2 separate regions of the Homo sapiens genome follow, and region 1 is linked to region 2. A link is a loop called in an ENCODE intact Hi-C map of the cell type or tissue named here. Cell type or tissue: mesothelial cell of epicardium. All regions are shown on one strand. Each heading gives the region's core, and the rest is flanking DNA. Links, peaks and the distances in the headings are about the cores only. Region 1 overlaps SEPTIN9 (septin 9). Region 2 overlaps SEPTIN9 (septin 9).

Region 1 (2,902 bases), core at 143-2,642, 77 kb after region 2:
GCAGCCAAGGGGTATCCACATTCACCCACAGAAGCGAGAGTGTTCGTGAGCTTGTCATTTTGCAGATTTTAGAACCCCGTACGTGACTGCACAGATCCACAGGCCCAACTGGGCAGATTCAAAGGACCCACGCAGCAGGGAGGAGCACCGGACAGCTTCCTCCTCTGTCTGCAAGGAGTTAATGCAACTGAAGGACACAGAAGAGGCTCCCAGCTGAGCATCACAACTGTGGACCGTGCACAGTGTCAGAAAGATGCGGAGCCAGGTCATGTTGGGAGGATCCCCATGCTGTCACTGGAAGGTAAAGCAGTGTCACCCCCCCACCCATAGAGCAGGAGGTTCCCACCTTTGCCAGCCATCTCCTTCATCTGTGAATTCAAGTCCCCTAAAGCCAGACTCCAATCTCGCAAGCTCCCAAAAGCCTCCCTGGGTCCCTTCTCCAATCCCCACCGATCTCAACTTGCTCCAAAAGCCTGAAGACCGTTCATGTGCTTTGGCCCACTTCTGGGAATTTATCCCAAGGAAATAATCAGAAGTACAGAAAGATTTACGTACGAGGACATTTGCATCAGCATTAAACTGACAAAACCTGGAAACAGTCCGGGTTTCCGCAGATTTTCTAAACCCATATGTCAAAGGCCTGCACCATCATTAAAATCACATTTTTGAAGATGAGAAATGCCGAGAATATTAAGTAAAAATAGCAGGACACAAGATGTATACAAAGATCCTAATTCCATTTCATACACACATGTGCAGTTTGCACGCACACACACACTCACACCCGGGCAGAAAATAACGATCTCTGGATGGAATGAATGGCGGTGGGTGTTGTTCATTACATTTTCCTGCCTTCTGAGATGCTTATACTACATGGGGATCACTTAGCATGTTCAGGGAATAAAACCATCGATATTGTTCTTTTTTTTTTTTTTTTTTGAGACAGTCTCGCTCTGTCGCCCAGACTGGAGTGCAGTGGCGCAATCTCGGCTCACCGCAAGCTCCACCTCCCAGGTTCACGCCATTCTCCTGCCTCAGCCTCCCGAGTAGCTGGGACTACAGGTGCCCGGCCACCACGTCTGGCTAATTTTTTTGTATTTTTAGTAGAGACACGATTTCACCGTGTTAGCCAGGATGGTCTCAATCTGCTGACCTCATGATCCGCCTGCCTCGGCCTCCCAAAGTGCTGCGATTACAGGCGTGAGCCACTGCACCCGGCCAATATTGCTCTTAAAAAACACACCTTGGTACTGGCTGGGCATGGTGGCTCACACCTATAATCCCAGCACTTTGGGAACCTGAGGCTAGAGGATCGCTTGAGCCAGGAGTCCGAGACCAGCCTGGGCAAATGGCAAGACTCCATGTTGGAAAAACAAAATTAAAAAAAAAAAAACACACACATACACAGACCTTGATGCCAACAAGCTGGAGGGTGTGGGTAACTGCATGCTGGCCCATCCCCATCCCCACCTCTGGAAAAACATCTCACAGCCCAGGATGGGCACAGGGCTTCTCCTATTCTCAAGCACCTACGGTCTCAGCTGCTACACAAAAAGAGGCCACAGTGGGCCACCCTCCAGATGCAAACTTTCCCCTCCAGGCCCATGGCGGGGTCGAAACAGGAGCAGCCTGGACCTGGGCCTATTTAGAGAGGAATGTGCCGCACAAGGGACCATTGTTAAGGCCCCTGCTCTGACCACAGGCTGCCTGGCAAACCGCTCCCAGCTCCTGAAACCAGATCAAGCACTTCCTGGTGTACATATCAGGCCTCAGTCTGGGGAGGGAACACCAAGCGAGCCACAGAGCCCTGCTCCAGCCTGGGACAAATGTCATGCAAAGAAATGGTAGAGCCCAAGGTCAGAATAATCTCATGCGCAGCTCAGCTCTCGTAGGAGGGAGCAACGTGGCCTCTGCCCAGGGCAGGGTGGAATTCCAGGCTCAGGTTCCAGGAACGCTAGCCCTGGTCAAACTGGGTCTCCTCTGAGCAGCAGCAAAGCAGGTTCTGTCCCTGAAGAAACACTGGCTATCTAGGAGCCAGGGTCAGGGCTCAGGGAAGCCGGACAGATGGTGCCAAGGAGTAGGGAAGCACCTCCCTGTATGCTACCCTGAGCCTGCAGGAAAAAGCCACGGGAAAACCTCACCTGGCAGATAACTCCCCATAACCCTTAGGATCTACAGAGTGAGTCCAGCAGCATGTACGCCATGGGCACCTCCTTGTCTTCACTCTCCTGTGACACTGGACCTTGGCACAGGTCCCTGATCTGTGTAGGGTGGGGTGGGTAGTCAGGCAGGGCCTTGGCGCTGGCAGAGTGGGGTCCAGTTGCAAAGGCTCCTTCACCTCCTATTTATCCAGGACTTGGGGGACGAGGCCCAAAGGCCTGGTGTGCCTTCAAGGAGCTTAAGGACTGCTCCAGGGCTGGAGACAGGACGTATGGGCCTGCACAGGGACCGTGCTCTTTATTTCAGGGCTGAGAGCAGGAGAACCAAACAGGAGAGTGACATAACCACAGTCTACTCTGAGCCTCAGTGTCCTCAGTGTCACCTGCTGTAGGAGGTGATGGGGTAATAAGGTGCCCCTGAGGCCAGGCGCGGTGGCTCATGCCTGTAATCCTAACACTTTGGGAGGCTGAGGTGGGTGGATCACCTGAGGTCAGGAGTTCGAGACCAGCCTGACCAAAATGGAGAAACCCCATCTCTACTAAAAATACAAAAATAGTCAGGCGTGGTGGTGCATGCCTGTAATCCCAGCTACTCGGGAGGCTGAGGCAGAATAGCTTGAACCCAGGAGGCGGAGGTTGTGGTGAGCCGAGATTGTGCCATTGCACTCTATCCTGGGCAACAAGAGCGCAACTCCATCTCAAATAAAAATAAATAAATAAATAAAAAATAAGATTCCCTGGGT
Region 2 (2,902 bases), core at 282-2,781:
ATGAAATAAAATAAAATGAGAATTAAAAAAAACAAACAAACTTGGTGTGATGAGAACTTACAGAATTTAATAGGGTTATCTCAGCATTACCTGCAGCACTCTCTAAACTTTTGACCACACACACAAAGTTCTGGGTTCTACAGCTAGAGAAGAGGGAGAGCAGGTTAAAAACAATTATTCAAGGTGGAAGATGAGTCTGAGAAACAAAGAGGTAAGAGGAGAAGACTGAGGCCAGCTGCTCTCCATCCCTGAGCTCCGGCAGGAGGAAGCTCTCAAGTGAGAACAAGTTGCTGTTTGCGGAGTGGACTCCAGAGCGGGTGGACAGAGACGATAAGGAATGTCATCCCTGGGGGGCTCTGAAAACAGGATATTTTCCCATCTCAACTCTGCTTTTCACTGCATTGTGTTCCTACTGACCTACCCAAGCTACTACAAACACTCCATAAATGTCACTGGGGACTTCCTGTTCTCTTCTAAAGATGGAAACACTGAATATAAATGACCAAATTGTGCAAATGTGTGTGGGTGGGGGATCAAGGACTGAATTTTTAAAATGCACACAGCTCATCTAATTTGTTAACTAACTCCAAATCAAATTACACTTCACACTTTGTATGGGACAGGAAGCGTCTCCTCAAAGCCTGGTTAGGACCTGGGATGCCGGAAATCTGAGACTCTGCCTTCCCCTCCTGAGACACTCTGAAACCCTGCTTAGAAATCGAGCACAATGGCTCTGGCCTCCCAGAGAAAGACACGGATTTGCAAAGGCAAAGAGCTGCATTTTTCTCCGAGCTGGAGCTCTTTCCGGTTTCCACTATGGGGCTTAAACAAAACTGCAGCTTTACAGTTCCCCTGTTGGTGTTTTCTCCTTCTTGGTGACTAACAAGGTGGAAGAGCCAACAAGAACCCTGTGTGCTCCTTTGCAGGACCTGGAAGGGACAGGTGGTGTGAGTCTGTCTCCATCCAGCCTCCTCTTTCATTCATTCAGGGGCCGAGGCGCCCCCGAGGCAGGGGGCGGGGGTCCCCACTTTTACTGCCGGCCAAGGTTCCTCCAGCTTTTCCCTCGCCAAACCCTTTCAAGCAAACCTCTCCTCTATTGTGGAGGAAGGAATCTCAAGCAGTTTTGCCTTTCTGCCAGCACGGTTTCAATTGGCCCCAGTCGGTAAAGTCAAATTTGGACAAGGTCCAAGGGCTCCTCACACCACCCGCCGCTTTCTGGAAGAGGCCCTCCTCTGTTCTTTCATTTGCAACCCACCACCTCCCTAGCCTGAGTTTTTTCACCCAGGCTCCGCGGCCTATTGAGACATCAATCTTGGGCCAGAGCAAGCTCTGACCTGCAAACCATCACCATTCACTTCCTAAAGAGCCACTCTCAGAACTTAGGCTGCAGGGAGGGCAGGCCAAGGATGAATCCTCTGACTTCTGGTGCGGTGTGTGGTGGGGGGGGCTATTTTATATTCTGTTTTCTGCTGCCCCCTTGCCTTGTCTCAGGCTCTGAAGTGGATCCACTGCAGAGGGAGGGTCAGGGAATGGCCCTGATGCCTTCCCCACCCCAAGGAACCTTCCAGCAGGAGCGGCCCCTACCTCAAAGCAACCCCAAGATCCAGCCCGTGCCAGCCCTCCAGCCATGTCCACAGTGGCCTGTCAACCAGAGATTCCTTTAGTTCCTGGCAAATCTGCAAACTTACAAAGAGAAAGAAAAGTTCCCCCGTGGGTGGGTGGACACTGGCCATCTGTCACAGGCTGGAATTTCCTCTTATCAGGGATGTCCCCTAAGCAGGGGTTGGGGAGGGCAGGGCCCAGAGCTTCCCTCTCTCCAGCCCCTTCTGCTATCAGCAGACCTGTCAGCAGATACACAGCAGAGCTCAGCAGTGAGGCAACAACAGGGGCTGTGGGGGCTGGGGCTCCGCCTCCCCCAACTTATGAAATCATCTGAAATAACAAAACTTAGACAAGGGTCTCTGGGGTGCAACAGGGTGGCCCCCTGCCAGGTGCTGGGTAGAAAAAAAGCTTTCCCCCAATTCCCTTCTGCTGTGCAGATCAGCTCGGGCCCTGGGGATGCTGCAGAGGCTGCCCCATGCCCAGGCCCTTCAGAGACAGCAGGGGGCTGGAGGCACGGCCTGCTTGGGGGTAGGGGACAGGCAGGGAGGGGCACATTCCTGGGCCATGAGTAGGAGCCTGACTAAATGACCCCTTCAGGAGGGAGAAAGACATCGCACACAACTGTCTGATTATAGCCAGAGGGGCTGGAAAGGTGGGGGAAAGGGGTGAAGGGGCCAACTGTTCCAGGTGCCCCCAATCCATGCAGCACCCACCTGGACTGACAAGAGTTGAGAGACTGGAATTGTTTTCTCTTCCCGTCTCCAGGCCCTGCCCCAGGAGTCCTCCTGCTCAGGAGCCTGGGAGTTGAGGAGGTCTGGAAGCAGTGGGCCCACAGTGCCATCGCCTTGGGAACCCACAGTGCCTTGGATGTGGCTCCCTCGGTCCTAGCTTTGCAGGCAGCCTACCTGGACTGCACCCACCTCCCAGAAGAGCTGCTCAGAATCCTGCATGTCCGAAAGAAAGACCAATCAAAGAAGTGAGGAAGCCAAAGAGAGGCCTATGAAAGCTTATGACGCATTTTCCAAGTGCACACCCCAGCAACTTCAAATGCTTTCTGAAGTAAGGATGGGGATGGATGGTTGGATAAATGGATGGGTGTATGGGTGTGTGAATGGGTGAGTGGGTGGGTGGATGGATGGACAGATGGATGAATGGATGGGTAGGTGGATGAACAGGCAGGTGAATGGATGGGTTGGCGGATGAATGAGCAAATGGATGAATGACTGGATGGATGGGTGGATGAGTAGATAGGTGGATGAGTGAATTGGTGGATGAGTGGATAGATGGATGAGTGGATGAG

Evidence for each region. Hi-C counts contacts between places; a loop is a spot of excess contacts. Peaks named below come from ENCODE experiments on the same cell type or tissue, not always from the same donor. Only the 100,000 strongest peaks of a DNase experiment are listed, where the experiment ranks them.
Region 1: a loop joins it to region 2, with 23 times the contacts of the local background. A loop is called at or near these places in 6 of 110 quality-filtered maps.

Annotation. Positions count from the first base shown.
Region 1 is chr17:77,393,564-77,396,465 of GRCh38, reverse strand. The region is part of intron 2 of SEPTIN9 (septin 9); the gene reads right to left. Among named protein-coding and RNA genes, the nearest start is that of MIR4316, 2.0 kb to the left of the region's middle. RefSeq lists an enhancer at 2,669-2,902. In mesothelial cell of epicardium, for the core only: no CTCF peak of the experiment used is centred there; no DNase peak of the experiment used is centred there.
Region 2 is chr17:77,470,509-77,473,410 of GRCh38, reverse strand. All of the region lies in intron 3 of SEPTIN9 (septin 9), which reads right to left. Among named protein-coding and RNA genes, the nearest start is that of MIR4316, 75 kb to the right of the region's middle. RefSeq lists enhancers at 155-860, 855-984, 1,345-1,484, 861-1,568, 1,448-2,647. In mesothelial cell of epicardium, for the core only: no CTCF peak of the experiment used is centred there; DNase peaks (open chromatin) are centred at 1,248 and 1,990.